2 separate regions of the Homo sapiens genome follow, and region 1 is linked to region 2. Evidence: chromatin loops called from intact Hi-C (ENCODE). Cell type or tissue: dorsolateral prefrontal cortex. All regions are shown on one strand. Links, peaks and the distances in the headings refer to the core of each region. The heading gives the core; the rest is flanking DNA. Region 1 overlaps CAPN14 (calpain 14). Region 2 overlaps LOC124905982 (a long non-coding RNA gene).

The links. A loop is a pair of places that touch in the nucleus more often than their neighbours do. Peaks named below come from ENCODE experiments on the same cell type or tissue, not always from the same donor. Only the 100,000 strongest peaks of a DNase experiment are listed, where the experiment ranks them.
Region 1: it touches region 2 in a loop (4-fold over the local background); 27 of 110 quality-filtered maps call a loop at or near these places.

The regions. Positions count from the first base shown.
Region 1 is chr2:31,162,446-31,178,921 of GRCh38, reverse strand. CAPN14 (calpain 14) reads left to right here. Exons shown (of 22, transcript NM_001145122.2): 18 at 343-411; 19 at 1,101-1,176; 20 at 1,780-1,896; 21 at 2,280-2,335; 22 at 4,215-5,866. The coding sequence ends at 4,241. Among named protein-coding and RNA genes, the nearest start is that of GALNT14, 32 kb to the right of the region's middle. In dorsolateral prefrontal cortex, for the core only: CTCF peaks have their summits at 8,433 and 8,633; a DNase peak (open chromatin) is centred at 8,661.
Region 2 is chr2:30,850,371-30,866,846 of GRCh38, reverse strand. It overlaps LOC124905982 (a long non-coding RNA gene), which reads left to right. Exons shown (of 4, transcript XR_007086268.1): 3 at 4,786-7,274. Among named protein-coding and RNA genes, the nearest start is that of CAPN13, 51 kb to the right of the region's middle. In dorsolateral prefrontal cortex, for the core only: CTCF peaks have their summits at 4,386 and 4,601; DNase peaks (open chromatin) are centred at 1,436 and 4,586; H3K27ac peaks cover 2,036 bases.

The sequences.
Region 1 (16,476 bases), core at 5,274-13,273, 310 kb before region 2:
TACTGGTACTCCACTAACAATAATCAAAGATAACATTTCATAGCATTAAAAAAATTCTGCCTCCCTTAATGCTAGCTGTGGTCATCACCATCATCACCTCCATCATCATCGCTTCTCCCAGTGCTGCTGTGCTCTGGGCTCATTCTGTTTTTTCCTAGCAAGAGTGAGGGAGCCCTGGGCTGGACTGGCCAGTGAGGTGAGGCGAACTAGCGAAATCAGACATGATCAGACATTGAATGAGGCCATCCACAAATTGCACATCACTTTGTGGAGGGCTGATCACTGCCTCCAAAGCATGGATAGAACTCTCCCTGGAAGCTTTTACCTTAACCTATTAATCAGCTTAATGCATCAGGTACTATGAGCATCCAGGAATTCAGGGACCTGTGGAAGCAGCTGAAGCTCTCTCAGGTAAGAACAAGTCTTAACCACACCTCTTTGGAAGATGGTGTAGGAATGGCAGTTCTGCAAAGCTGTAGAAGATACTTCTGTCCCCTTCAGCCCTTTATATCCACCTCACCAAACCTTCTCTATTCTCCCTTCGGTGAGCATTTCCTCTATTGGTCTCTTCCAAACTCAGAGAGCTGGTTGCAGTAGTCTCCTGAAGTTCCAAAACACATATCTGATCATGCTGTTTCCTCACAAAAAGCTTTTTAAGACTCCCCATGGGCTTCAGAGAAAGTCCAAACTCCTTGGCACACTTGGCATTTAAAGTCTTTCATAAATTTGCTCCTTCTTGCTCTTCCAATCATTGCTCACAACTCACAACTCTCCCACTTGTCTCCTGAGTCAGAAAGCTGGAATCACTTTAAAGTGTGGATAATGTGCTTGCACTAAGCACATTTACCCACACCAAGACTGTCTATACCCCATGAGAAAAAGACTTTTTTGTTTCTCAGAAGCCTTGTTCTGTAGGAAACATGAGGCGGTAGGATCCCAGCATGGACTCTGCCATATTCTTATCCTGGCAACAGGCCCTGCATGTGGAGCCTCAGATATCTTCAACAGCCCCTCTGCGGTGCTGACAAGGGGCACACAGGGCTCTCAGATGGTGCTTGGAAATGCCTGGCTTCCTGAACCTCTTATTTGGTTCTTTGCAGAAGGTTTTCCACAAGCAAGACCGTGGGTCAGGATACCTGAACTGGGAGCAGCTGCACGCTGCCATGAGGGAGGCAGGTAGGCACAGGAAGAGCTGGAGCTGTGGGCACACACGGGCAGGGTGCACACTCATCAGGCAGAGGAGAGGGGATGTGTGGCATGCTGAAGTAACTCTAATACGCAGTGTTACTCTCAAAGACGTAGATCTGCAGTCAACTCCAACATTTTTTATGATTGTCCCTGTGATCCTAGCCAACATTGATGGAGGGGTGGCACATTCAACTTCTTATTTAATCTTCAACACCACCTTGTTATAATCCTCACTTCACAGAGGAAGAAATTGAAGCTCAATTGCCTGGGGTTTAAATTCAGGACTGCCGGGCTCCCAAGCAGGTACTTTTGAGCACTTAGCAGACTGCCTCCTTCATTGAAGGCTGGTAACATACTTGATGAAAACAGCCTCATGCTGGTTGCCTTAACAGACAGGGGTGAAGAGTAGGGATTAAATAAAATAAATTGGTTAAACAATTAAACCATTCAAAATGAACCCTATAAAAGAAGATTTCCATGCTATCAGGATTCAGGTCCCTAAACTGGAGGGACATTTGAAGGGGCCTTGAGCAGGAGGGGAGCTGGGTGCAAGCCCCCAATACCCACAGCAGGAGCTTGTGCTCAATGCAGGAATCATGCTCAGTGATGACGTCTGTCAGCTGATGCTCATCCGCTACGGCGGCCCCCGCCTCCAGATGGACTTTGTCAGTTTCATCCACTTGATGCTGCGTGTAGAGAACATGGAGGGTAAGCTGGCGGGAAGCTGGGGAGGGCCAGGTCTTCCTCTGCTGCCCCATGACTTCCCACCTGTCCCTAGTTTAAGCACAAGGGAGGACAGCCGCCATCCCAGAAACAGCAGACCAGGGAAGCTGTGGGGACCTCCAGCCAAGTGCCTGTGAACCCTGGCTGCAGATATCCAAACTCATCTTTTCCTGACTTGTTCCAGAGACAAAGGCTTGAAGTGGCTCACTTATCATAGATGTGGCTGCGTGTGGTCACATGTAGGCTGACACTGGGTTCCCTCACGTTTTCAGAATGGATGTGGTTAAGGTGAGACATATGGGAGGAACTAATTCATAATGTTTCCAATAGACACATTAGCTGTATTCCTTTCTGCTGCATTTTCACAGATGTCTTCCAAAACTTAACCCAAGATGGCAAAGGGATATACCTCCAGAAGCCAGAGGTAAGACTTGCCCCAAGGAGGTGGCTCATGTCATCTTACGTAGAGGTGGCCCTTGCGGGACCATGCTCTTGTGAAGGAGAAGGGCTCTGGGGACACTTTATTCTGCTGAATTGGAAATTGAGCACTACATTCATTGCACTCATTCATTCATTCATTCATTCACCCATCAAATATTTTCTGAGCACCCACTTTGTGCCAGGCACATATGAAAGGTGTATCCAATAACTCTGATTGCAATAATGCCATGTGACAAATTTACAAAACTTCAGCAGCATATGTATGACAAGCACTTATTTAGCTTCCGAGTCACATGGCTGGGAGTCAGTGGATCTCAGCTGGCTTGCTCATGTATCTGTGGGTTGGCTGAGGGTTTTGCTGGGTACCTGAACTGAGGAAACTCTGCCTAGGTTTGTTCTTCCCAGGGAAATGGGAGAAACACAAGCAAGCAAGCTTAAACACAGTAGGCCTCTGAAACCAAGGCTCCAATCTGGCACGCCTGCAAGTCATTCTGTTGTCCAAAGCAAGTCAAATGGCCAAGCCCATTTCCTCCTCTTTAATATCACTTTGCAGACACAGCAGGATGTGTTGAATGAATGAAGTGATATGCCTAGGAGAATACAAATTTATGTATGAAACTGATTATCTTCCCTGATCCTTCAAAATGCACTGATTTATTGAGCAGCTGCTTAGGTGCCAGGTGTAGCGCTAGGTAATGTTCATTGCAAGGACATTGGACTCTGGAGTTCAATCCTCTGCTCTTTTATTCTGCAACCCTTCCTCTGCTATGGCCACTTAGAAATGATTCAGTCAAAGCTGGAATGTTTTTCTTGATCTCAAATGTCCATTTTATGGAATTGCTTTCCAAGCTGTAGGGACCTGCAGCCTGTGTCACCCCTCAATCCCTCCAAGATTTGATGTGAAGTGGGATTCTACTGGAGGGCCAATGGCCAGAATTTTCAGGGCCTATCCCTGGACTGCTTAGCCCCACACTTGAGTACTGGGGCATCGCTCCTGATCCCAGGCAATCCTTCCACAGTGGCTGGCTCAGGTCTAGGAGAATAGGACAACACAAATGTGGCACCTGAAATAGGACAGCCCAAAACTGAGCAGGGTCCAGTGGGCAAAGAGCTATCACAGGAAGAGAACTGCACTGGGGTCTGAGAACTGGGTTGAAGCCACAACACTTCTTGTAATTAGCTGTGGGGCCTTAGGCAAATTACATTAAATCTCTGGGCCTCAGCTGCCCCACAGGTGAAATGAGTGGAACTAGATGGTCTCTGAGATTGCCTCCAGCTCTGACCATCTGTGGCTCAGTGAGGATCAGGACCACCCAAGGTCTGCAGGGAATGGCAGCCACCTTGTTGGATTTCACGCTGAGGCTTTCTCTGACACCATTGGTAACTTCACTATTCTCAGCTTTATCATTCTGAGGGATTGGCCTGGGGAGTGGTTTCCCCAGAGGTCCCCTCTATATGAGTTAGAGGGGTTGTTCATCAAACCCACATAAAGCTGTCAGACCAAGGGCCCCATAAATGTAAACGTGTAGAATATGCTTTAATGGATTTCTGCTACCCTGCCAGTTTGCACACCTGCACAGAGCTGGCACAAGCATGCCAAATTGAATTCATGGGAAAAAAATTCATTGAGAACTGAATACAGAATCAGCCTGTATTTGACTGTCATCATTCATAGGCACCGTGAGAAGTCAAGGTTGATTATATTTCAAGTTGATTTATACTTCCTAATGGATGATATGCTCCCTCTGGCTAAACCATCCATTAATGTTCTGTCTCCATGGCTCCCCAGGAGTGTGGGATGGGGAGGCCCAGATGAGACGTGGGTCTGAACTGACCATCATTTGCTTTCCCAACATGTCCAGTGGATGATGATGGCACTGTACTCCTGAGAAGGCTGAGTCTCACCTGCCCTCACTGAAGACTCTGCATGTGGCCCAAGAGCAGCCTTTGGCTGAGACCAACCCATGCCCACCCTACTTACTGATCTTCAGGACAGCCTCACTAGCCGTCACCTTCTCAGCTGGGAAGGTTTCTCTTCTGCAGCCCTCCCCGTGCATGGCCAGCATGCAGAAAGGGAAGGGAGGAAGTAAAGATTACATCAGATTTGTAAAAGCTAGCCATCCTTCCCTGAGGCCACAACCTTGTCACAAGCGGAGATGTTACCTGACATGGCCTAAGCATTCTGACTCCAGAGCTGGTGTGGTTAGCCTCCATACAACACTGCCTCTGTGGCTGCAAACTCAAGTGACTTTAGACATGCCACATGTTCTCACATGGTGGGGTAATCATCTAGGTTTTAAGGTCTGAAATGGGAATGATATATCCTTAGACATTTAGTCCCAGCATCTGCAAATTGATAGAGACATAGGCTAAGTTTCAGCTGTTTGGGGATGGGGTCAGGGATATAGTGGGCTTTCAGAAACACAGACAGTAAGAGAATTGGCAGAGTCCAGGTGGGGTGGGCTGGCTCTGGCATCTGAGGTCATGGGGTAGTCTTCTTCTGACAATATCTCCGTATGATTGGATCTGGGGCAACCTAGTAGATTTAAAACACCTGAGTTCTCAAAGGGCTTCCTGCTTGTGACAGGTGTGTCTATTTGCTTGATATATAGACTATCAGATCCATTTCAAATCTGTCCAGAAATTCTCTGTCTATCTACTTCAAAGGACAAAAACAAACCCATGCTAAATTATAGAGTCAATCAGTGGGTGGTTGGTATATCTGATTTTTTGAACTACCATGAAACACCTTGTTTATGTCATCCCTCTCAACCAAGAATACAGGTGCAAAACCAGAACAATGGCCTTTTTCCAAAGTCTATGCAATTTATTCATAAGTTAGCACCTCAGAGCCATTTATTACTACAGGTTGAGCATCCCAAATCTGAAAACCCCAAATCTGAAATACTCCAAAATCTAAAATTTCTGAGAGTAGACATGAAACTCAAAGGAAATAGGGGCATTTTGGATTTTGAATTTTTGGGTTTGAGGTGTTCAACTGACAAGTCTATAATGCAGATATCCTGAAATCTGAAACACTTCTGGTCCCAAGCATTTTAGTTAAGAGATAGTCAACCTGTATTCTATTTAATCTTAATTTACAAACAATTCTAACAAACATGGCTGTTTGATTTCCAACTCCATAGCAGACTCAGGAAGGAAGCTGAATGAAGAGATAAAAGTGTGTCCATTGGCAGAGGACTAAAGGAGATTTGAGCACCTGTCAGATGGGTACTGTACCAGAAGAAAGGAGCACTTTGAAAGCGTAGCTTATGGGGTAGGAAAGTATTTTATTTAGGAAAAAAAACCCTTCATTTATTCCAAATGATAAAATGTAAAATGGGTTTCCATAAAGTGCCAGATACATGAGATGTTGTTGATTTTATAAATGATGATCATGTATTTACAGCCTTTTACAGTTTTTTATATCCATTGACTTATTTGTGTCTTTGTCTTTAAAATCTGCCATTGCAAATAGCTGTTTTAATAAACCAATTTTGCCTTGGCCCCTGAAGGCAGTTTTGGAGATATTTTTGGGTGATGGGAGGGTGACACCATGATCCTACTCATGACATTTAGACTATAGTGTGCTGGCTGTGTTGGTGCAGATAGATCTATCTCCACATTGATTAAGCCTGAGAGCCCCTCTGGTGACTTCTCAGTGGGTGGTTTGAGTGGTCCTACATCACTCAGGTGCTAGCCTCACTCTCCTGAGTCTAGGTATCTGCACTGTGGCAACTCAAAGATGACCTGTCTTTGCTGACACCCTTCCTCCAGATTCTCTCCTATACCCCCAAAGCTGAGTACTGAAGACCAGGGGGCAGAGCAATCTCCCCACTCCCACCACGCTTCCCCATCTTCTGTCACTCCAGGGGAAGCAGGGGCGGGAAAATAGAGATCTGGGGCAGGAGAAACTGGGCAAGCACCAGGGTGAAGTCAGCTGAAGGGCTGAGAGTTGACCATCAGCAGTTCTGGAATATCGAAAGCAGAAAGTCTGCCATGAATAAGAAAAAGTGGAAAGTGCAGCCAAGGAGGAGTGAGAAATCACCTGCCAGTGCCAAGGAGGGTGAGGTCAAGGAATCCAGAGGTTGGGTTGTCAAGTCCAGCCCACGCAGGGAAAGCATATCAAAGTGAGGCCTGTTCCAGGCTGTCACAATCTCAGGAAAACAGGACTCTACCTGAACAAGAGGAGATGAAAATACCTACCATTTATTTATCCCTGGTCTTGTTTCTTCTTTCATGTTTTGTATAAAACTTCAGTTATCCAAAGAGAACCTTCTAGATTGCAGATGTGGCCTGGAGCAAGGCACTTCCTGGCTGACTGTAAATAGCACTGTTTTCCTGCCATTGCTGTATTGAGTTAGAGAAATGATTTTGGCTTCCAGGATTTTGAACCTGATGTTTCCCCAATGAAGTATATGTATTTAGATTTATAATGAAGGAAAGGAGGAAATGAGTGTTGTGGGTGATGAGTAGGTAAAAGCGGGCATCATGGAGAAGCAGGCTGTGTATCAAGCTCTCAGGATCTCTGCAAAGATGGTCCTTTGGGGTCACTGGTCTCAGGTCCTGGGTTACCATCTTTTCTCCAGTGTCCTGAGGACAGAGAGGCTACCAAATCCAACAGAAATGAAAGAGAAGAGAGGTGAGAAGATGCACTCTAGCTGTGTGACATTGGACCTCAGTTTATTCATTTGTAAAATGGAGCCCAAATGCCTCCATTCCTGGGTCATTGTGAAGATTAGATAATGCCAGCAGGCTGTAGGCACCCAATGAATGAAGCTCCAATTTTTCCCCTGAGGTAGAACAAGTAATTTCTACAGCTACTATTACTTATTTTTATTTTGGTTTTTAGAGGACATAGTGAAACACCCATGGTTTTATGCTCTATTTCTCTTTTCCTCATCTTCTTCCACATCCTCTTTCTGAATGTATCAAACTACTTCCTTGAAGTGGGGCACCAGGAGGGCCACTCCAGTCTCCAATGCAGGGACTCAGGGGCAGGGATCTCTGAGAAAGTGGCCATCTCGTTATTAAAGCTCTGTCCTCTGCTTCCCTCTCACCTCAGAAGCAGCCCGTTTATTCAACAGAGCTCCAGGTTGCCAGCTAGGGGTTTTCGGGACCATAGACCAAGCAACCCCGAGAGACTGAGTACTGACCTGCAGTTGTTCCAGAAACTCTGCTGGGAATTAGGTTGTGACCTAGAAGTGAACTGACACTAACAGTGAGAAGGCAGGGTAAGAATGCAGTCTAGAGCGCAACCTTTCTCCACTAGACTTGTAAGTAATTTAAGTGAATCCTGTCCCCCTGGGGTTCTATCCTGGCTGGCTCTGCTGGTGAACTTGACTGGCCAGCATAGGGCACTTGATGAGACCCTGGAATGCTGAGGCCAGTTGGGCAGCAAGCTTTCACCTCATCCTTCTGCCCATCTATCCAGCCATTCAAACATTCATTCGCCTGAAGACATTTATCAAGCTCCTGCAATGGGTCAGGCATCTGCTAGGCACTGGGGACACAGAGCTCACAGTCTCCTGGAGGGGGTGAGAGATGACTGACAGGTGGTCTGTGGTGCAGTGTGACCTGGGAATGCACACAGTACTGTGGAAACACGGGAGAGGCATCTAGCACAACCTGAGAGGGCCAGGGGAGGCTTCCTGGCAGGTTTCCCTTTAACCATCTTAAGGGAAAGAGGCACTAGGTAGGAAAATAAAGGGACAGTGGTGTCCCAGACAGAGGGCACTCTACATGGAAAAAAAAAAAAAAAAGAAGACACTAAAGCAAGGGATGAAATGGAGTGCTTGGAACACAGCAAGAGATTCAGAGAAGCCAGAACTTATCTCTGTTGCAAGAAAACCAAGGCTGCTGGGGCAGGCAAGGGCTGATCCCTGCAGGATCTGCCATGGAGTCTGGGTCCTTTCTTGAGAGGCTGAGCCATCATCCAAGAAGTCTAAGCCTGGTCATGAGATGCCCAATCCTTTCCTCTACACCAGAAAGGCTAGGAAGTTAACAGAGTACAGGGGGAGGGAGGTTCAATTCCCTACATTGGCCCTTAGTTCAGGGGACCTTGATCAAATAGCTTAACCTTTTTGAATCTCTACAGCTTCATCAGTCACATGGTGATGACAATATCGACCTCATAGGGCTCTAATGCAGGCTAGATGAAGTAACATATGTGAGCATTTATGGCATTTGGCAGTGCACTTAAAAACGGTGAACTCCACAGACTTCTTTGTGGGGAGGGCACCTTCCTTCCCACTTTTGTGGTATGTGCAGTGGCTTATGTCAACGCTAGGTGGTGCACGATCCCCACACCAGGACATCTTCCAGCTACAGGACCACAGATGACAGTTTCAGCACAAGCTCTTCTGGGAAACCCTGGCTAATGGAATACCTTGCCAGCCAGACTCAGCCCAAAAGGCCAGCTTCAGCCTCACATGGATTCACTTGTCTCTCCTTGTCTCTTTTTTCTGACTAGTGTTTAATTTATGTACTGTACTCTATTTTATATATTGCATTTGTTTCTGAAATTTCTTTCATTTACTTAAGTGCTCAGCTGAAGTGCATCTCCTTGAGGGATATAGCGGCACCCAGCCCATACATCCTGGCATCACAGCACCTGGTTTAGCACATAGCTCATGTTTAATATTTACCAATTTAATGAATGAATGACTTTAAAGTAATTCAGGTGAATCCTGTCATTTAAAAAGTCAGTCTCTACTCAAGTTGCTAACTGAAAATATCAATATATAAGGTTTGCCTAAAGAGACATGTGACTTCTCACTAAAGGGTCCCTCTCTGGTGGCCTAAAGTTTAGAGTCATTCTGATGCCAAATGGCAGGTCCTGACTGAAGAGGCAGTTCAAACCATCACAGATGCCCTCTGAACACGTTCTTCATATCCCGAAATTCAAGATACTAGGGCATCACTTTCTTTTACCCATTCAGAATTCCTTCTCCTGGGAGGATCAACCATTGGGTCAAGTTCCTGAACCTTTTGCTTTCAGGTCGCAAATCACAGAGTGAGTGGTGGGAGGTGGGTGGTCCTGGGCCAGACCCAGGCTCGGGAGAGGCCTGGTATTTAAGCCCCATGCTGGCTCCTGTCTTTATCTTCCATTTTAAGCCTGGGCTTGCATGGTTTCTCCCACTTGCAGAAGAAAATTATGCCAGAAGCCGCATAGCTCAAGACAGGTAGGGTGGGGTGTTGGAAAGGGCAGGCCTCACCTTGACGAGGGGTCTGGGTATTTTTGGTTCTTAAAAGCCATCCATGGAGGCTTCAACAAGTTCCCTAACTTCTGAATTCATCTATTTTAAAAAGCAATTGTGTGCTATTAGAGGGGGTTGGACTGTATAACTTCTAAATCTGCATCTGCCTGGAGATAGCAAATTTGCCAAGAGCACAGGCTGGCCTTTACAAAGGTGCCCGCCTAAGTCCAGCTGTGTCAGTTACCTTTGGCGAGTCGCCACTGTTTGACTCTGTGGTCCAGAGGCCCCTGTGAGGATCTCGTGCCACCACACACATAAGCTGATTGGCATCATGCCGGGCTTCAATGTGTGGTTCACTGTTACCCTTCACAGCCATGTTAACTGCACAGGAGAGTCCCACCTCCACTCTCCAATGGTCTGGGAGGACCTTTCTTCAATAGGGGAGAAGCCAAGTGGTTTCTGAACCAGAGAAAACCGGGCGCTACCATCCTCTGGTGCCTGAAATCCGAGCTTCAGCTCTGCTTGGAAACATCTATTTGAGGACTTTTGGACAAAGGAATCATTTCCCAGAAGGGATCTCTTGGCCAGATGAAATAATTAAAGTGATCCTTGTTTTTAGTTTGACTTCCACTAGCCTCACATGAAGTCTCACCTGAGGGGGAGCCTCACCAAGTGTGATGTTCCTGTCATCCAGCTATCGAGACCCCTTGGGTCATTGGCAGCAACAGCAAGAGGCAGCTCTGCAGAAGCTGTGCAGCCAGCAGCAGCAGCAGCACACACACAAGCAGCCCTGGTGGCCCAGGCTGCGGGACCCCAGGCCAGCCCCCTCCACTCCTTCACCCTTAGTATCACACACCGTTGGAGAAGTGGGCCCACGTCAGGCCCTGCGGAAGGCTGCCTGGTGCACAAACGCTTACTCCTCTTTCAAGTGGCTTTGGGTTCCTTGGTTGCAGCTTTGCTGGTTGACTCATACAGAACATTCTTTCCCTGGTCCTTGGCTTCCTTGACAAGGGAGGACTCAGAGATTGTTAGAGTGCCCTTAGCATGGGGTTTAATGCTGAGAGGACTATGGTGTTCTCAGGGTGCAGATGCTCTTCTGCTCAAACTGCTGCCCTTCTGCCTAAGCAGATAAGCTTCTGGAGGGACTGAGCTGCAAGGAAGCCTCCTGTGGACTCCCATTGTGGAATAAAGACCATGCAGTGAGGTCTGCAGGCATTGACTGGAATAGGCCCTGTGAGATTGCTGCTCAGGCCTGCTTATTGCTGCAGCTCCTTTCTCTGGGATGTATGTGTGTGTGTGTGTGAGCCTGTGTGTGTGTGTGTGTGTGTGTGTGTGTGTGTGTCTTATACCCAGGGTACCAGAAGTGATAGCTTCTTCAGATCAGACTGTACAAGGCTCAGGAGTCAGAAGAGTTGGGGGTCCTTAAGGGAGTGAAAATAACCCAGGGGTGGGCTGGTAAAACTGGAAATACACTTGACCAGGGGCGAGAGGACTGGGATGCACGTCCTCTCTGCCACCAAATGGATGTGTGCTTGTGGCCTGTGGAAAGTCATTTAACCTCTGAGCCTTAGTGTGCTCATCTTCTGAATTGGGATGTTAACTCCTGCCTCGTGGGACGGTGGCAAAGATGAAATAAGATTGTGAATGTGAAAGACCTTTGCAGACTGCAAAGTGGAGTTCAGAATTGGGGGTTACTATTCTAGTAAACAGACCTGGTGTAATGTGCACTGGCTGGGCTTGGAATGTTGGATTCTGATCTAGTAAATAAAAAAAAAAAAAACAAATCAGGAGGATAATTGAAACTAATAGTAGAAGCAAATGGCTTGTGAGCCATGTTAGGCATAGATAAAGGACGTGATGTGTATGTGTGTATGCACAGATAGGAAGGGATGAAGGAGCTGAGTGGGCACTGAATATTCATGACACACACTAAATATACATGAGGTACATGAAGCACCAAGTGTTCAGGTTACATCAACCACACGCGAGACCCATGAGGCACTCAATATTCAGTGAGCCACCCATTGGCAATGCCATGAGCCCCTAGAAATACAGATAAACACCCATGGCTTTCAGCAGATAAATTGATAAGCTACATCTGTGGCCAGTCGTACTTGTCCCATGTCTCTCTGATGGGATTGGGCCCCAGGCACCATCTGTCTTTTGTGCCCCTTGCTCAGACCTCAGCTCTGGTATTTGTAATCACACCATGAGCAGGAAGTGCTGGTGGAGTTCAGGACATGTAAGCATGGCATGACTCAGGGTGACATATGTTTTCCTTCTGTCCTCTCTTACAATGTTCTAAGTGTGTTGTCCCACCCTGTCCCTCTCCCCTTGCTTCTTGCTGTATGTTTTAAATTGACCTATCACCTATGTGATCTCAGCCCCTTTGGTCTCTGAGCCCATCTGTTTGGTCACCAGAACAGCTAGTTGGTAGTAGACATGGAGGATACCATTATTGCAAGGTCACTTCCCCCCATGACACTTGGGGCCAGAACCTGGGAGCTGGAGCTCAGGGCAGTAGAGCTGTTTACTTCCAATTGTCTGGCTTGGCTTCTGAGATGTGAGTGTTGTGTCTATAGGTGTGTGAGGGTGCAGGGGGAGGGAGTCCCTGCTGGTTCCTCTGATAAGGCCTATTAGTCCCCCTTCCCACCAGCCCTCATCACAGTGGACCATCCCTGAGAGAGAACGCTGAGCAATGCCTACGACCACATGCCAAGGACAGCTTCCCAGTGACCCTGGATTTCCCTCCCTAGTCCTAAAAGGACAGAAAGTGAAGTAATTTTAGCAACCACCTGGCAGACCCTCATGCCCTCCTGGCCAGCCTGACCTATGTTCCAAGAACATCACCCTCCTGTAGCTCCTCCAAATGTCATCCATGAGAAGCCACCTGTTAGAGTCCAGCCTCAGTCACTTATTGGCTGTGTGACTTAAGCAGGTCGCCTAAACATTTTGTGCCTTGGTTTCTTCATTAGTATTAATGACATTTAGCCAGCCTTCAGTAACAGCAGACATGCATTGAACAACTTCAAGCACAGATAAGACAAGTAGTCCTTTATTTTTTTATTTGTGTACTTTTTTCTTTAAAAAATATAGGCACAGAGGCACTGAGCTAGATCCTAGCATAGAGATGAAAATTCAGTTCCTGTCTTTAATGAGACGGCAGTCTGGTTGCTCAGTTCATGGTGTGAGGAATACACCTGGGGTGCTCAGATCAACCTCAGAGTCCTGGAAGAGTTCCCAGAGGATGTGGTGCTGGACCTGAAAGCTTAGCCGTACCCAGGGAAAGGAGGATGCTCTAGAGAGGAGGAGCAGCATGGGAAAGGGACAGAGCATTACACCAGAACTCATCAGGAGAGTAATAAGTGGTTGTAAGACAAGTAGTTGTAACAGGACATAGGGCATTTTGGAGAAATCGAGCTGGTAGTTTAGCAAAAGAAATGTTGGCCCAAGTAGAAATGGGAAGAAGTTCAGAGAATGTATTAATAAGTGACCTACTCTAGTTGCAGTGACAGGTCCTCATGACCTACTCTTCCTGGGCTTTCTCTGGTTTCTTAGAACCCCAGAAGGCCCTGGGAGGTTTCTTTCCAATGAAGTCTGCCATCAATCCCCATCCTCATGGCTGCACCATCCCACCTCATGCCATCAGAGACCCAGATGAAGCCCAGGTTGAGAGTGTGGTGGGGAGAGGGGCAGCTTGCAGTGTCGAGGCCGGCCAAGTTATCTCACTCCAGCCATTCAACCTCAGGAAGGACCTGAGAGCAGTAGGGGAAGAAAGAAGAAGCTTAGCCAATTTCAGAGCTACTATTCAGCTTTGGTTTTATCCCACGCAGCTGGGAAGGCATTTTTTTCCCCATTCATCTTGTGAGAAGAAATGGGCACAAGAGATACATCCCAAGAAGCAAATGGGGTCTTCGGTGTATGAGACAAGGTGTTCTCCACCCAGGTTCACACTATGCAAGAACAGGCCCTTGGTCAGGGGCTTTAAAAATCTCTTTTTTGCTACCACAGAATCTTAATGAACATTCAGGGCACTGCTGGACACAGGGCAGGGACGGCCTGGAGGCTCCTTGTAGAGGAAACCATCTTATTGGTAGATGGTAGATCTCCTTGTAGAGGAAACCATCTTACCAACCTGGTCCAGTCAGAAGAGAGAAACCACACAGGAAGTTGAACAAGGAAGTTTAATATAAAGACTTTAAAATTACACGGAGCATTGGAGTAATTGAGGGATTAGATAGTAAAATGTAAGGGGGATACTAAACAATACAATAGCAGATATGGGGCATCCACTACCCTACAGCTGAGATAGAGTGACCAGGAAAGAGGTCTCTGCCCTTTACTTAGAGCTGATCCAGACTTGACTGCAGATGGCAGGGGTGTGGCTCATGGAATGGCAGGGAAGCCACTGTGGTGCTATGCTGCAGAACTTGCTGGAAATCTGTCCCCTAGGTGCTGAGGATAGCTGTTCCTGGGAGGGTTCTCAACAGAGGCACTCTGTTACAAAATTGCTCACTTTATGTGTAATTTCCTCACAACAAAATATTGAAAAGACATGTATTCAGGGGTTGAGATTTAATAAAAGTAATCATTTTTACTGCATCATTGAAGACATTCTGAAATGAAATTGGCTTTTTTTTTTTTTTTTTTGCTGCAAGTGAGTGGTGGTAGAGAACACAATGACTAGTATGGTGTGGTTCCACTGCCTCGATTTGCACACCTTCAGCATAAATGCCAACAAACAAGAATGGAAAATAACAGCTTAGTACTATTACTAAAATGGTTTTGACCTCACAGGCCCCCAAAAGGATCCTGGAATATCAGGTCCAAAAACCACCTGTGGAGAACTGCTAAGCTAAATGACTTGCCCAAGCTCCTAGACTGGGAAGTGATGGAGTCAGAACTCAAACATGGGACTCCTAGCTTCGAACCGTGTGATTTTTCCACAAAACCTGTTGGGGTCCTCAATAAATCACATATCTCTTCCTGTGAGTGTGTGGTGGTAAAGAACACTTAATAAGTTGAGAAATAAAACTAAAGTTCAAATACTATTTTTATTACTGATAGAACCAAGTTAGTGATATTGCATTAGGTCTGTTAACCAAGTGGGCATGTGGGCTTGATAATTCCAAACCCCATCAGCCATGCAGCCCAGCCTGGAAAGAGGTCCTGGGGCAGAGGGAGGAGCATTCCCCCAGAGAGGCAGAGCAGAATAGGGGCTCTCTGTGGCTGCTGCCTCCTAGGAGATAGGAAGACGGAATTAGGCATGGCCAGTTATTCCTAAATCAGTTAAGTCTCTCCACCTTCATAATACAGGGGAGAAAGCTCAGCCATAGAACAGGATTCTCAGATGCTTACTGCACTCATGTTTCATATTTGAAATGTTTTCCCTCCATCTCACATTTGTATCCTCATCCTGCCCAGCCAAATGGTCTCAGTAGCCAATTTCCAGTCATTTCTTGGATGTGCTCAGCATCTCTCCTCTTGCCTTTGCAACTTTCTACAAAATAGGTTAAATGCACTCAGATGCTTTTTTAGACAAAGCATATTGGGAGTATAGAAATAACCCCACCCTTATTAAGAAACAGTGGGGAGGTGGGGAAGAGAAGAAGTCTAGTATCTGATTGAGCCTCTGAGGGGCCATATTGTGATGGGGACTTCACAGCTCAAGGCGCAGGTGTTCACAGATGTCCAGAGCAGGGCACCCAGAAGTGACCAGCCTCTGGAAAACTGGGTCCCCACTGGTCCTGTTCATGTCCTTGTAATGTATCAATCAATCGTCAATGAAGGATGCCCCTTTAAAATGACCAGATATTTATGTCTGCCCTCCAAGAAGGGCCATTCCTGGGTACCTGGAAAAGCAAACACATTGTTAGATGGCTAAACAGAGTTAAGGACCCAGGAGTGAGACAAGCCTGATCCCCTGCAGAACAGTGATGAAATATCTGTGCTGCCAGATGTACACAGCCTTCCTCCCCTGGCCAGCCCTCCACAAGCACAATGGGCTCTGCTTTCGAAGACTCCATAGTGACCAGCTGTCAGCTCCTTTCATCCATCTGCTTGTGCTTGTCATGACATCACCTTCTTCATTTTAACACATCGCCCTTTCATGGCAGTCCACTGTGTCCGGGTTTACACATCATTTTATGTTGATTGCATTTCTCGAATGGCTGCTTCCAGGTGGCTCACTCCCAGTCACTCCCACAGCAGAATTTACTCCTGCGAAGATTTCCTTTTAGACAGTTAATCCCTATCAGGAGTGTGGATTCCCATTAGGCCTGATCAAAGCGCTTCCAGAAGACTGCCCTGCCCTTAAAGCACCACATGTGTTGGTTTATTTAACTAATAGCTGCTGCCCTTAATGTTGCCAGGAGCCCATGGGGGCTTACATTAAATATTCTTTAAGCCAGAAACAATAGAAAGTGTATATGGGGCTTAAGCAGAGCCATCCTTTGAGTTTAAGAGTTTGGGATTTTGAAACTGAAACCTTTCCCTCCATCTCCTTACAAAGACTTTTTTTTTAAAGTAAGCAAACAATTAAATGTTGTTAATAGGCATTTAAGAGCTAATCTTTAGAAGAAACAAAGCCTTAAAGATAACCCTAGGTCTTTCCATTCAAGTGTGAACTCCCCCTTAAAACCCTATATTTAAGAAGTTTCATTTGGAGATTATCTATTTGTTCACTGTAGCTTGGTCTCTTAATTGTTTATAAGAGCTCTCACTACTAAAGCCCATTCCTAAGGAAAGTGGTCTATGAAGGAGCCAGTTTGCTTAAAAACCAGGCTCTTAACTTAATTGAGTACTTGGTTTAAAAGAGTTGACTCCATGCATTTGGGTAAATTTACATGTTGTAAGATGCCTGGACACCTTTTTGTGTCCAATCAGCTTCCAGGATCCATAGATCACTGTTTTCATTTGAACACAT
Region 2 (16,476 bases), core at 638-8,637:
CAATAAATTAGAGACAGGTCTCAAAAGAATCCCTTTCATCCTGCTGCTCGAACAGCTAGGACTGCTCAAAGCATAGAATGGGTAGATTTAGAAGGCAGTAGATAGAATGGGTAGATTTAGAAGGCAGTAGATAGAATGGGTAGATTTAGAAGGCAGTAGATAGAATGGGTAGATTTAGAAGGCAGTAGGTAGAATGGGTAGATTTAGAAGGCAGTAGGAGTTCGGTCACCAGTGGCGTCCAAGCACAGGCTACATGACCTGTGCACAGAGATGCTGTCATGGGGATTTGGTCGCAGGTGAAGGTTGGGACCCAACTAACCGTCCATGAGATTCTGTGGTTTCAGATGGCTTGGGGAGGAAGCTGAGGTTTAAAGCAAGCTTTAGATTCACAATAGAGGAAGTTTTGAGAGCGCTGTCCTAGTCCTTTGCTTTTTCTCCAGGGTCCTGAAAATGCAGATTTCTCACATGGGATATAATACCCTAGGCATTTCCAGTTATCTGCAGCCCTTCTAGTCTCAAAATATCAATGCTTTTGCCTAGGTTTTCATTTGTGCAAACACTTTCATTTTAGCTTTAAAAATTTGATTCTCATTAACACACACACACACAAGAAATAGAGACCATGGTCATTTTACGGTTTCATGAACCTGAAAAGTTGGTTATCTTGCCTAAGATCACACAGCTAAGTGAAAGCCAGGGCTGACACAGGAACTCAGATCCAATCTGCTGTAGCCCGGAACCCTGCTCCGGAAGCACAGGGCTGCAGCACTGAGGTGTCCTCCCTTGGGCATGCACATGACAGAGACACATCCAGCACCGATATGGGCAAGAAGGGCCAAACAGGCCCCAGCATATGAAACACAGTCCTCATGAGCCACGGACCATGCTGACTCCTGCAGGAGGCCTGAGTAGCAGGGTCTCTGGCTGTGGGAGGGTCTTCTATCCTTCCTGGACTTCCCTTGCTCCATCCCCTGCCTCACCTACATGGTCTAAATATGAGATGCTAGCATGGCTAAGATGTTACAGGGCTAAGATAAAATGTGGAGGCAGTTCCTCCAGCTTCTCCCTTCAGAATAGACATTCCAGGTTCACCTGAGCAGACTGCGAGACTCCGTGGCTGCTTCTCTCCTTTGGTTCCCAGAGCCAGGAACCTCACTGGGCCAGAGTGAGAGTAGGGAGTGGCCTGGGATTAGAGCCACATCTCCTGGGCCCATCTACTGAGTGTACTTCCAGCTTATTGCCTGGACACACAGCTTCTATCTCCCTGCTCTGTTTATTCTCTAAGCCATTTTCAGCTTGTAAAAATGTATAAAAGACCAGCAAAGTGTGAAGGAAGCACTTGAAAGGAGTTCTCTGAAAGGAGCTTTTTATCCCCAGTGGCTTCTGACAGCCCAGTTAGCACATTAAGTACCTTCTCTTTGCCGGGCCCAGTGGAAAGCACTGAATGTATATTATGTGGGTGGTTCTTGCTGGCAGCACTGTGCACATTGGTGTGTTTCTATCAACTCTGAGGGATGCTGCTAGAAATGTGGCAGAACCTGTCTTTGTTGTTCACAATGTACAGCACAATCTAAACTTAGTATTCACAAAATAATTAGAAGACAGACCAAACGAATGATTTAACCCATTTTTATAGGTGAGTAAACCAAAGCTTGTGATCCTTACTGGACAGAAAAAGGTATTTAGGAGTTACAGCAGAGGTGGGACTGGAGCTTAGTTCTTCTGCATCCCAGTGTGCAGAAGGGCAAGACTGCAGATCCCAGGTTTGGGGGCAAGACTAGACAATTTCAAAGAGCCCTTTGTGCTCTCTAAAATTTGGAGACTCAGATTCTGAATTAGCAAATTAGTCTGTAGGCCAGCACTGTCCAGCAAAGCTGTCTGTGAAGACGGAAACGTTGCATGCCTGCACAGTCCAATACAGTAGCCACTAGCCGCATATGGCTAACAAGCACTTGGACCATGGCTAGTGTGACCAAGGAGTTGCATTTCCACCATATTGGACAGCACAGCTCTGGTGTTTTCCCTTCCCCAAGGCTCAGCACTGCAACCTCTGCCACGCACTGATGCACTGAAGTTTGCACTCAGCAATGGCACCTGGGGACACTTTCCTATATCCCTTGGTAAAACACACCAGGTTCCCTCAAATACACCACTTATTCTTCAGTGAAATTCTACAGAAGTGGGAGGAAAACAAAATTGAAAGAGCTGAAGCAGAAACACTATTGATTTTTAATCCTTTTTTATCATCCAAGAATTTCAAGGTATATTTCTCATGTCATTCCATTCCTCTCCTGGGAGCTGAGAGAAACTGACCCAGAAGTCTTGGATAGCATCTAGTTGTGAATTAAACACATTCTGAAGAAAATCTCTCTAGTCAACATCATTTTTTCTCAGTGAAATGTTTGGATCTTTAATAACTATTATTTTCCTTTGGGTTCTTGCCAGGAGATGATTTTTTTAAATAGACTAAACCATTAATCTATTAACTAGTAATTTAATTTATAGTCCTTCATTCTTCTAAATTGTTTTCTCATCACATAATAGAACCATGGCACATCTGAGTTGGAAGAGAGCTTAGGCAATTTCCAGGCCATAAAATTGATGGGGATGAAACACTTACTGCTTATTTAAACATGTGCCAACAACTGGAGCATGTTCTTTATAATCATAATTGTAGTTATTACCATGATCCTATGGAGTGGGTAAAATTCTCCCCATCATACAGATGGAAAAGTAGCTGAACTAGAATTTATATGGAGGTCTATCTGGCTGTGAAGCTGAGAAGACTCTTCTGTTCTCTAAGCTTACTAGTTATTTCACAGACAAGGAAACAGAGACCTACAGAGCTGTAATCGCTACAGCAGCCAGGCTTGACTTCTGTCCCTGCCTCATATTTCTGCTCCATTAAATTCTACTTTTTTTTTTGAGATGGAGTTTCTCTCTTGTTGCCCAGGCTGGAGTGCAATGGCACAATCTCAGCTCACTGCTGCAACCTCCACCTCCCAGGTTCAAGCGATTCTCCTCCTCAGCCTCCTGAGTAGCTGAGATTACAGGCGTGTGCCACCACGCCTGGCTAATTTTTTGTATTTTTAGTAGAAATGGGGTTTCACCATGTTAGCCAGGCTGGTCTCGAACTCCTGACCTCAGGTGATCTGCCCACCTTGGCCTCCCAAAGTGCTGGGATTACAGGCATGGGTCACTGCTCCCGGCCTTTGAGCCATTAAATTCTATCTTTTGACCTCAGATTTACAGTCCCACACTTGGCTTGTACATCACCTTCCTTTCCTCTTTAGCAACACCTTACTCCCCAGAAAACAAAACAAAACAAAAAAATCAAAAGGCCTGCACTTGTCATTCAAGCCCCTGCATGATTTGGTATTGACCTTCTCTGAACCAATCCTCCTCCCTGGGGAGGAGTCTCAGCAAGCCCACTGTTTGTATTCTATGTTTTTAGAATTTAGCTTTTTTTAGGAGGGCTGTGATTTAAAAATATATACAAATAAATTATGTTCCTGTATGCCAACAACGGTATTTCAGCATTAAACACAAAGATGTTTATTGCACCAACATACCTTACAGTGAAAAGTAAAACCAAGCTATGTGGCCAACCACAATGGAAGTGTTAAGAATAAAGCAGTTCTATTCTTTAAGTTAGTATTATATAAAGCTGCTAAAATGGGGTAAGAACCCATGGCATGGGAATGTTTGACTCCCCACAGTAGGAATAGCTAAAGGAAAATAGAGTCTATTTCTCCAAGGCCCCCTGGGCAAAAATAATAATAATGTAGATTAATCAAGCTTCACATTAATTTATAAAGTTTCCAGTTCTTGACAGCTCTTCCTTGAAGCCGTCCCTGATAGCAGCTGACAGAGTGCAAAACATAATGGGCCTGGAATCAGAAACCATTAATTCAAAGCCCAGCTGGGCCACTGGGACTTCAATGTGCCCACCTGTGAAGTGGGGCAGATCCTGTTCAGTGTAGGGAGCTGTGCTGAACATAATGGTAGCTGGTGGCATCCCCACTACTGGGTTTCTCCTAATGATCTTTTGATGAAGGGGCAGTAGCATTAGGGGCTTTTTTGCAAGCATAGAGAGAATGAGGGCAGCTTCACTCCAGTGCCCTGGCAGAAAAGTGGGTGAATCACTGCCCTGTTTGAGCTTGCAGATCCACCAGCTTCTTCCTTAACTTGAATCAAACTGATTTGCTGGCCAGATGTGGTGCCTCACACCCGTAAGCCCAGCGCTTTGGGAGGCCAAGGCATGAGGATAATTTGAGGCTGGGAACTCAAGACCAGCCTGGGCAATACAGCAAAAAGTTGTCTCTACAAAAATAAAAATTAAAAAAAAAACTACCCAGGTGTGGTGGCATACACCTGCAGTCCCAGCTACTCAGGAGGCTGAGGTGGAAGAATTGCTTGGGTTCAGGAGGTTGAGGCTGCAGTGAGCCTTGATTGCACCACTGCATTCCAGCCTGGGCAACAGAACAAGACTCTGCCTAAAAATAAATAAATAAATAAATAAAATTTAAAAATATATCTATTTATTGATTTGCAGCAATCTGTCCACACGGTGGCAGGAGTGAAGAGGCAGAAACCTACTGCCATGGGCTCCCCCTGGAGTCCTGCCATATTCATGGCTTCTGCTGAACCAAAATATTAGAATTAGGCCTAATAGCAATGATGGTAACATCCACATGCACCTCTGGGGTTTCTCATGCTTTAGCAACCATTTAAAGGACCATTTTCAGCTCTGGTAAACAAACAAGACAATTACTATTTCCACAGGATGTTGCTACCACCAAATGCTCTTACAATATTTAGTTGAACTGGACGTGCTGGTGGAAACCACTGGGGAAAGACTTCAGCTCTGTGTTGAAACACTCAACCTGGGAATTTGTCCTCCAGGGCCACATAGAAGCTGGATAAGTATCTGAGTATCTGAGTTTGCTTTCTTAAGCCCTTCACTTAGAATCCTGTAAAATGGCTAAGAACAGTGGCTCTCAAACTTTTTAAGCAGCAGAATGTTTTTCTCTCAAATGAAATCTCATCTGGAACTTGATACATATCAAACAGGTAAATGGTAATTACTTTTTATGCATTTAAAAAGTAATTTCTAATGACTAGAAATTTTTACAAAGTCAATCAGTGACAATGAGGTTGTTTTAACAGAAAACATTAAGTCAGGGATCGTGGATGACAGTTGCATTTTTTTGGCATACACTTCAGCATCTGACTTCTATCTGTATTTTATTTTGGTTGCATTACATGAATAATGGACAATCATATTTCAACACTGCTCTGAGTGCTTCAAACATGTCAACTCATTTAATTCATAACTCTCTGAGACACTATTATTCCCAGGTGAGTAAAGGGAGGCCCAAATAGCTAGATACGTGGCCCAAAGTCACAGAGCAAGCTAGAGCTGGGCTTCAAACCTAGGCAGCCTAGTCCCATAGTCTATGAACTGAATAATGATTTTCTTTTGCTGCTTCAATTAAAAGCCTACTATATATATGTAGTTGTAATTAATAACTTTTTAATTGCCTGCCTTGCAAGCTCAGACTATTCTTTAATTAAACTTGGAAAGCAGAAGAGGTTTCATTCCAAGCTCCAAGCAAAAAAATAAATTAAAAAAAAAACCTAACATCAAAAGCACCCGCATTAGGGTTTCAGGGAACAATTTGAAAATTCCTGACCTACAGCATGAGGGACATCTTGAAGGGCCAATCCGCCTGTCAAAACCCACGTGTGAAGGATCCTCAGGGGGTAGTAGAGACAAAAAACATTGGCTGGCATTTTACCAAATGGAAATCTCTAGTCTCTGGCACTACCAATATTCCCCATTACAAATCTTCCAGCTGGTAAACAGAATGATGCCACTGACATTTAATTGAAATGTCAGCACATTTAGAAAGAGCCCTGATGAAACTGCCAAGTTAAAGTTATCGCTGATGACTTAAGCTAAATAGAAACAGAAAATCACCATGAATATCCCCCACTTCCCACCCCTGCACTATAATATCAGACGGAGAGAAAGCAGAGAGCTCAGCTGTCCAAGAAAAATTTACAGATAGTTTTTAAATGGAGTTTTATTCTAGCTATGAAAAACTATGGGGTAATTGGAAAACACTTGTGAAAGTAATCAGGTCTGAGACAGGCCAATGCCCACGTAAATCAATTCAACAAGCATACATTGATTAAATTGCCTTTGGATAGTAATATTGCCTTACATTTATTTGCATAGTTTACAGTTTATAGAGGCTGTGGTAGATGGCAGAAATGGCCCAATTCTTCACCACTCTCTGATCCTCACCTTATGCCACTGTAACTTTGTCACACGATCTCACTCTGTTGCTGGGCTTAACCATGTGATTTGTTTTAGCCAATGGGATGTTAGGAGATGTGCCATTGCAGAGGCTAAAAAAGCACTTGTGTGTTTCCACTCATCCTTGCCCTATATTTCGCCATTAGAAAACATGCCCATGGAATAGAACCAAGGCATCCCATTGTTCCAGCCAATGGCCATCCTAGGTCAGCAATAGATAGGTAGCTCACTTCCAGGCATGCACGCGAGCCCAGCCCGTATCAGCAGACACAATTAGTTGACCTGCAGCTGAGCACAATCACATGTGCAAGTAGAGTTAGGAGCAGCCAAGCTCAGATCAGCTGAAGCCCAGTCTCATGAGCTAATTCAGTGAGTCCTCTTGGATGCCACTGTGGTTTTGAGGGTTTTGTTCAGCATCATGAATGTGACAACAGATGTCTGGTGAAGAGACTTGCCTTGAACAGCCTCCTTTGTCCCCTCCTTGGGAAGCAATGTGGGACAGGGCTTACTTCTCCCGTCTTATAGATAAGAACATTGTGCTTCATACAGGTTCAGTGGACAGCCTTGATTCCCACAGCTGCTGCTTCCCGGGCCCATTCTCTGCTCATGTGTAAGTCATGAAGTGTCTCTGAAATACTTAGCCAACAGCATTAACCTAGCAGCTGAATCCCTTTTTTTTTTCTTTCAGATCAAAACAGCAGGTTTTATAAGTTGAAAGCACAGAGGGAGAGCACGAGTCTCAGAAGTCTCTGGGCCCAAAAGGCAGGAGCTTCACAGCATTTGGCTCTGCAGACTCCCTCCTGTGCATGCTCACCCTGGGACACCTCCCTCCTGGCCTGGTTCCACTCTGCTTTGAAGAGATAGGTGATCCAGGCCATTGTCAGAGATGGGGTTCTCTTGCTGTCTCTCTGGCTGATTCCACGCACAGGCGTTCTTCAAATGCTGCTAGGTAGGAAAACCATGGGGAAGTTATGATGGAATGATCAAAAATAAATTTTCTGTTCTTGCAACAACTCACCTTAAAAATCCACTTACCTTTTAATTTCCCTTACTGAAGCCCAGACTCACATAAGATCCTTTACAATCTGGGTTGACCTACATTTATTTCAGTGTTACCACTGCCGTCTGCCCCTGCAACGTTCTCTGTTTCAAAATCAGAAACGTTTATCTCTTCCTGGAGCATTTTGAATTTTTGTTCATACTCATACTCCTTATTCTGTTTAGCGTTCTCTTCTCTTCCTTTTCCTCACCTGGTGGACCCCTATTCTTTCCTGTATGATTACACTCGCTTCTCTAAAATGCTTTAAAGAGGCACTTGCTTTGTGTGTCTGTTCACGTGTTTGTTCTGTCAGTCTGAGTCGGGAAAGCGTCGTGCGGCTGGCCTGGCTGCCAAGACCTGGGGCAGCCTAGTTCACAGAGCCCCCTTGGAAATCTGTGGGGAAAGTTGAGACTTCTTTCTACTGTTGGTTTGTGCCCAAGTTAAATGTGAAACATGATGGGTCCCAAAGTAGTGTGCTTTAGAAGTTCAGAGGGAGGCCAGGTGCGGTGGCTCATGCCTGTAATCCCAGCACTTTGGGAGGCCGAGAGGGGCGGATCACGAGGTCAGGAGATGGAGACCATCCTGGCTAACACGGTGAAACCCCGTCTCTACTAAAAATACAAAAAAAAAAAAAATTAGCCAGGCGTGGTGGCGGGCGCCTGTAGTCCCAGCTACTTGGGAGGCTGAGGCAGGAGAATGGTGTGAACCTGGGAGGCAGAGCTTGCAGTGAGCCGAGATCACACCACTGCACTCCAGCCTGGGCGACAGAGCAAGACTCCGTCTCAAAAAAAAAAAAAAAGAGGGAGGCCAGGTGCGGTGGCTCACGTCTGTAATCCCAGCACTTTGGTAGGCTGAAGCGGGTGGATCACTGAAGGTCAGGAGTTCAAGACCAGCCTGGCCAACATAGTGAAACCCCATCTCTACTAAAGTACAAAAATTAGTTGGGTATGGTGGTGTGCACCTGTAATCCCAGCTACTTGGGAGGCTGAGGCATGAGAATATCTTGAACCCAGGAGATGCAGATTGCAGTGAGCTGAGATCGCACCAGTGCACTCCAGCCTGGGTGACAAAATGAGACACTCTCTCAAAAAAAAAAAAAGTTTAGAGGGCGACACAGGGTCACTTCCTTTTAGAAACAGGTAGGTCTGAACAGACCCATTCACTTTAAGTGAGTCTTTTAATGTCGGTTTTTCTTTTCTTTTTAAAAATTTTTTGTTGGTATATAGTAGGTGTATATATCTATGGGGTACATGAGCTCTTTTGATACAGGCATGCAATGTGTAAGAATCACATCAGGATAAATGGGGTATCCATCACCTCAAGCATTTATCATGTCTTTGCTTATAAACATTAAATTATACTCCTTTAGTTATTTTTAAAGACACAATAAATTGTTGCCTGTAATCACCTTGTTGTGCTATCAAATACTAGATCTTATTCATTCTATATAACTATAGTTTTGTACCCATTAACCACCCCCATTCCCCCCCAACTTCCCTTCCCAGCCTCTGATAACCAGCACTCTACTCTCTAGCTCCTTGAGTTCATTTGTTTTAATTTTTAGCTCCCACAAATAAGTGAGAACATGTGAAGTTTGTCTTCCTATATCTGGCTTATTTCACATAACATAATGTCCTCCAGTCCCATCCATGTTGTTGCAAATGACAGAATATCATTCTTTTTTATGGCTGAATAGTACTCCGTTGTGCATATGTACCACATTTTCTTCATTCATCTATTGATATGGACACTTAGGTTGCTTCCAAATCCTGACACTGTGATAAATATGGGAGTGCAGATGTCTCTTCAATATACTGATTTCCTTTCTTTGGGGTATATACTTAGCAGTGGGATTGCTGAATCATATGGTAATTCTATGTTTAGTTCTTTGAGGAACCTCCATACTGTTCTCCATAGTGGCTGTACTAATTTACCTTCTGACCAACAGTGTATGAGGGTCTCCTTTTTTCCATATCCTTCCCAGATTCATTATTACCTGTCTTTTGGACAAAAGCCATTTCAACTGGAGGGAGATGGTATCTCATTGTAGTTTTGATTTGCATTTCTCTGATGATCAATGATGTTGGGCACCTTTTCATATGTCTGTTTGCCATCTATATGTCTTCCTTTAAGAAATGTCATCAGGCACAGTGGCTCACAGCTGTAATCCCAGCAATTTGGGAGGCTGAGGTGGGTGGATCACCTGAAGTCAGGAGTTCAAGACCAGCCTGGCCAACATGGTGAAACCCCATCTCTACTAAAAATACAAAAATTAGCTGAGTGTGGTGGCAGGTGCCTGTAATCCCAGCTTCCCAGCTACTCAGGAGACTGAGGCAGGAGAATCGCTTGAACTCAGGAGGCAGAGGCTGCAGTGAGCCGAGATTGCGCCACGGCACTCCAGCCTGGGTGACAGAGCAGGACTTCATCTCAAAAAAAGAAAGAAAGGAAGAAATGTCTATTCAGATATTTTACCCGTGTCTTAATCAGATTATGAGATTTTTTTCCTGTTGAATTGAGTTCCAACCAAAATACATATTTTGGTTATTAATCTTTTGTCAGATGGATAGTTTGCAAATATTTTGTCCCATTCTGTGGGTTGTCTCTTCATTTTGTTGTTTTCTTCCTTTGCTGTGCAGAAGCTTTTTAACTTAATGTGATCTCCTTTGTCCATTTTTGCTTTGCTTGCCTGTGCTTATGGGGTATTACTCAAGAAATCTATACCCATACCAATGTCCTGGAGAGCTTACCCAATGTTTTCTTTTAGTAATTTTATAGTTTGAGATTGCAGATTTAAGTATTTAATCCATTTTGATTTGATTTTTGTATATGATGAGAGGTAGTCTAGTTTCATTCTTCTGCATATGGATATCCGGTTTTCCCGGCATTATTTACTGACGAGACTGTGCTTTCCCCAGTGTAGATTCTCGGTATGTTTGTAAAAAATTAATTCACTGTAGATGTATGGATTTATTTCTGGGTTCTCTGTTATGTTTCATTGGTCTCTGTGTCTGTTTTTATGCTAGTACCATGCTGGGTTTTGGTTACAGTGGCTCTGTAGTATCATTTGAAGTCAAGTAATGTGACTCCTCCAGTTTTGTTATTTTTGCTCAGGATGGCTTTGGCAATTCTGGGTCTTTTGTATTTCCATATATATTTTAGGATTATTTTTTCTATTTTTGTAAAGAATGTCATTAATATTTGGATAGGCATTGCTTTGAATCTGTAGATTGCTTTGGGTAGTGCGAACACTTAAAGAATATTATTTCTTCTCATCCATGAACATGGAATATCTTTTCATTCTTTTGTGTCTTCTACAATTCCTTGCATCAGTGTTTTATGGTTTTCATTGTAGACATCTTTCACTTCTTTGATTAAGTTTATTCCTAGGTATTTTATTTTGTTCATAGCTATTGTAAATGGGATTACTTTCTTGATTTCTTTTTCAGATTCTTCACTGTTGGCATGTAGAAATGCTGCTGGTTTTTATATGTTGATTTTGTATCCTGTAACTTTACCAAATTTGTTTATCAGTTCTAATGATTTATAGTAGAATTTTTAGTTTTTTCTAGATGTAAGATCATACTATCTGCCAACAAGGATAATTTGGCTTTTTACTTTCCAATTTGGATGCTCTTTATTTTTTTTCTCTAGCTAGGACGTCCAGCACTATGTTAAATAAACAGTGGTGAAAATGGGCATCCTTGTCTTGTTCCAGATATTAGAGGAAAGGTTTTTCTTCATTCAGTATGATACTAGCTGCAGGTCTTCGTTTTAGAAACAGGTAAATCTGAACAGACTCATTCACTTTAAGTGAGTCTTTTTTCTGGCTTTTATTGTGTTGAGGTATGTTCCTACTATACCCAGTTTTTTGAGGATTTTTATCATGAGAGGATGCTGAATTTTATTACATGCTTTTTCAGCATCAGTTGAAATGGTCATATGGTTTTTGCTCTTCAATCTGTTGATACAATATATCACAGTGATTGATTTGCATATGTTGAGCCATCCTTGCATCTCTGGGATAAATCCCACTTGATCATGACAAATGACCTTTTTAATATGTTGTTGAATTCGGTTTGCTAGCATTTTGTTGAGAATTTTTGCATCAGTGTTCATCAGGGATATTGGTCTGTAGTTTTCTTTTTTTGATGTGTCTTTGTCTGGTTTTAGTATCAGGGTAATACTGACCTCATAGAATGAGTTTTGAAGCGTTCCTTCCCCATCTATTATTCAGAATAATTTGAGTAGAATTGGTTTAGTTCTTCCTTAAGTGGTTTGGTAAAATTCAGCAGGGAAGCCATTGAGTCTGGGGCTTTTCTTTGCTGGGAGACTTTTTATTGTGGCTTTGATCTGTTACCTGTTGTTGGTCTATTTAGGTTTTGAATTTCTTCATCGTTTAATCTTGGTAGGTTGCATGTGTTTAGGAATTTATCCATTTCTTCTAGATTTAATGATTTATTGGCATATAGTTACTCATAGTAGTCTCTAATAATCCTTTGATTTTCTGTGGTATCAGTTGTAATGTTGTATTGTCTCCTTTTTCATCTTTGAATTTATTTACTTGGGTATACTCTCTTTATTCTCAGCCTGGCTAAAGGTTTGTCAATTTTATCTTTTAAAAAAACTAACTTTTCATTTAGTTGATCTTTTGTACTTTTTATTTCAATTTCATTTATTTTTGCTCTGATCTTTATTATTTCTTCTACTAATTTTGGGTTTGGTTTGCTCTTGCTTTTCTACTTCCTCAAGATGCACAATTAGGTTATTTATTTGAAGTTTTTCTCCTCTTCTGATATAGGTACTTATTGCTATAAACTTTCCACTTAGTACTGCTTTTGCTGTATCCCATAGGTTTTGGTATATTGTGTTTCCATTTTCATTTGTTTCAAGAAATTTTTAAATTTCCTTATTAATTTCTTCATTGACTCACTTGTCATTCAGGAGCAAGCATATTGTTTAATTACCATGTGTTTTTATAGTTTCCAAAGTTCCTCTTGTTACTGATTTCTAGTTTTATTCTATTATGTTCAGATAAGATATTTGGTCTGATTTCAATTTTTAAAAATAGTTTGAGACTTGTTTTGTAACCTAATGTATGGTCTGTCCTTGAGAATGATTCATGTGCTGAGGAGAAGAATGTATTCTGCAGTCATTGGATGAATTGTTCTGTAAATATCTGTTAGGTCCATTTTGTGTGTAGTGCAGATTAAGTCCAATGTTTGTTCATTGATTATCTTTTATATATATATATATATATTTTAAACTATACTTTAAGTTCTAGGGTATATGTGCACAACGTGCAGGTTTGTTACATATGTATACATGTGCCATGTTGGTGTGCCGCACCCGTTAACTCGTCATTTACATTAGGTGTATCTCCTAATGCTATCCCTCCCCATTCCCCCCACCCCACAACAAGCCCCAGTGTGTGATGTTCCCCTTCCTGTGTCCAAGTGTTCTCATTGTTCAATTCCCACCTATGAGTGAGAACATGCGGTGTTTGGTTTTTTTGTCCTTGCGATAGTTTGCTGAGAATGATGGTTTCCAGCTTCATCCATGTCCCTACAAAGAACATGAACTCATTTTTTATGGCTGCATAGTATTCCATGGCGTATATGTGCCACATTTTCTTAATCCAGTCTATCATTGTTGGACATTTGGGTTGGTTGCAAGTCTTTGCTATTGTGAGTAGTGCCACAGTAAACATACGTGTGCATGTGTCTTTGTAGCAGCATGATTTATATTCCTTTAGGTATATACCCAGTAATGGAATTGCGGGGTCAAATGGTATTTCTAGTTCCACATCCCTGAGGAATCGCCACACTGTCTTCCACAATGGTTGAACTAGTTTACAGTCCCACCAACAGTGTAAAAGTGTTCCTATTTCTCCACATCCTCTCCAGCACCTGTTGTTTCCTGACTTTTTAATGATCGCCATTCTAACAGGTGTGAGATGGTATCTCATTGTGGTTTTGATTTGCATTTCTCTGATTGCCAGTGATGATGATCATTTTTTCATGTGTCTGTTGGCTGCATAAATGTCTTCTTTTGAGAAGTGTCTGTTCATATCCTTCACCCACTTGTTGATGGGGTTGTTTGTTTTTTTCTTGTAAATTTTTTTAAGTTCTTTGTAGATTCTGGATATTAGCCCTTTGTCAGATGAGTAGATTGCAAAAATTTTCTCCCATTCTGTAGGTTGCCTGTTCACTCTGATGGTAGTTTCTTTTGCTGTGCAGAAGCTCTTTAGTTTAATTAGATCCCATTTGTCAATTTTGGCTTTTGTTGCCATTGCTTTTGGTGTTTTAGACATGAAGTCCTTGCCCATGCCTATGTCCTGAATGGTATTGCCTAGGTTTTCTTCTAGGGTTTTTATGGTTTTAGGTCTAACATTTAAGTCTTTAATCCATCTTGAATTAATTTTTGTATAAGGTGTAAGGAAGGGATCCAGTTTCAGCTTTCTACATATGGCTAGCCAGTTTTGCCAGCACCATTTATTAAATAGGGAATCCTTTCCCCATTTCTTGTTCTTGTCAGGTTTGTCAAAGATCAGATAGTTGCAGATGTGTGGTATTATTTCTGAGGGCTCTGTTCTGTTCCATTTATCTATATCTCTGTTTTGGTACCAGTACCATGCTGTTTTGGTTACTGTAGCCTTGTAGTATAGTTTGAAGTCAGGTAGTGTGATGCCTCCAGCTTTGTTCTTTTGGCTTAGGATAGACTTGGCAATGCAAGCTTTTTTTTGGTTCCATATGAACTTTAAAGTAGTTTTTTCCAATTATTTGAAGAAAGTCATTTGTAGCTTGATGGGGATGGCATTGAATCTATAAATTACCTTGGGCAGTATGGCCACTTTCACGATATTGATTCTTCCTATCCATGAGCATGGAATGTTCTTCCATTTGTTTGTGTCCTCTTTTATTTCATTGAGCAGTGGTTTGTAGTTCTCCTTGAAGAGGTCCTTCACATCCCTTGTAAGTTGGATTCCTAGTTATTTTATTCTCTTTGAAGAAATTGTAAATGGGAGTTCACTCATGATTTGGCTCTCTGTTTGTCTGTTATTGGTGTATAAGAATGCTTGTGATTTTTGCACATTGATTTTGTATTGCTGAAGTTGCTTATCAGCTGAAGGAGATTTTGGGCTGAGACAATGGGGTTTTCTAGATATACAATCATGTCATCTGCAAACAGGGGCAATTTGACTTCCTCTTTTCCTAACTGAATACCCTTTATTTCTTTCTCCTGCCTGATTGCCCTGGCCAGAACTTCCAACACTATGTTGAATAGGAGTGGTGAGAGAGGGCATCCCTGTGTTGTGCCAGTTTTCAAAGGGAATGCTTCCAGTTTTTGCCCATTCAGTATGATATTGGCTGTGGGTTTGTCATAGATAGCTCTTATTATTTTCAGATACGTCCCATCAATACCTAATTTATTGAGAGTTTTTAGCATGAAGGGCTGTTGAATTTTGTCAAAGGCCTTTTCTGCATCTATTGAGATAATCATGTGGTTTTTGTCTTTGGTTCTGTTTATATGCTGGATTACATTTATTGATTTGCATACGTTGAACCAGGCTTGCATCCCAGGGATGAAGCTCATTTGATCGTGGTGGATAAGCTTTTTGATGTGCTGCTGGATTCGGTTTGCCAGTATTTTATTGAGGATTTTTGCATCGATGTTCATCAGGGATATTGGTCTAAAATTCTCTTTTTTTGTTGTGTCTCTGCCTGGCTTTGGTATCAGGATGATGCTGGCCTCATAAAATGAGTTAGGGAGGATTCCCTCTTTTTCTATTGATTGGAATAGTTTCAGAAGGAATGGTAGCAGCTCCTCTTTGTACATCTGGTAGAATTCGGCTGTGAATCCATCTGGTCCTGGACTTTTTTTGGTTGGTAGGCTATTAATTATTGCCTCAATTTCAGAGCCTGGTATTAGTCTATTAGGAGATTCAACTTCTTCCTGGTTTAGTCTTGGGAGGGTGTATGTGTCAAGGAATTTATCCATTTCTTCTAGATTTTCTAGTTTATTTGTGTAGAAGTGTTTATAGTATTCTCTGATGGTAGTTTGTATTTCTGTGGGATCGGTGGTGATATCCCCTTTATCATTTTTTATTGCATCTATTTGATTCTTCTCTCTTTTCCTTTTTTATTAGTCTTGCTAGTGGTCTAACAATTTTGCTGATCTTTTCAAAAAATCAACTCCTGGATTCATTGATTTGTTGAAGGGTTTTTTTGTGTCTCTAGCTCCTTCAGTTCTGCTCTGATCTTAGTAATTTCTTGCCTTCTGGTAGCTTTTGAATATGTTTGCTCTTGCTTCTCTAGTACTTTTAATTGTGATGTTAGGGTGTCAATTTTAGATCTTTCCTGCTTTCTCTTGTGGGCATTTAGTGCTATAAATTTCCCTCTACACACTGCTTTGAATGTGTCCCAGAGATTCTGGTATGTTGTGTCTTTGTTCTCATTGGTTTCAAAGAACATTTTTTTTTTTTAATACTTTTAAGTTTTACGGTACATGTGCCCAACGTGCTGGTTAGTTACATATGTATACGTGTGCCATGTTGGTGTGCTGCACCCATTAACTCGTCATTTAACCTTAGGTATATCTCCTAATGCTATCCCTCCTCCCTCCCCTCACCCCACAACAGGCCCCGGTGTGTGATGTTCCCCTTCCTGTGTCCATGTGATTTCTGCCTTCATTTCGTTATGTACCCAGTAGTCATTCAGGAGCAGGTTGTTCAGTTTCCATGTAGTTGAGTGGTTTTGAGTGAATTTCTTAATCCTGAGTTCTAGTTTGATTGCACTGTGGTCTGATAGACAGTTTGTTGTAATTTCTATTCTTTTACATTTGCTGAGGAGTGCTTTATTTCCAACTATGTGGTGAATTTTGGAATAAGTGTGATGTGGTGCTGAGAAGAATGTATATTCTGTTGATTTGGGGTGGAGAGTTCTGTAGATGTCTATTAGGTCCGCTTGGTGCAGAGCTGAGTTCAATACCTGGATATCCTTGTTAACTTTCTGTCTCGTTGATCTGTCTAATGTTGACAGTGGGGTGTTAAAGTCTCCCATTATTATTGTGTGGGAGTCTAAGTCTCTTTGTAGGTCTCTAAGGACTTGCTTTA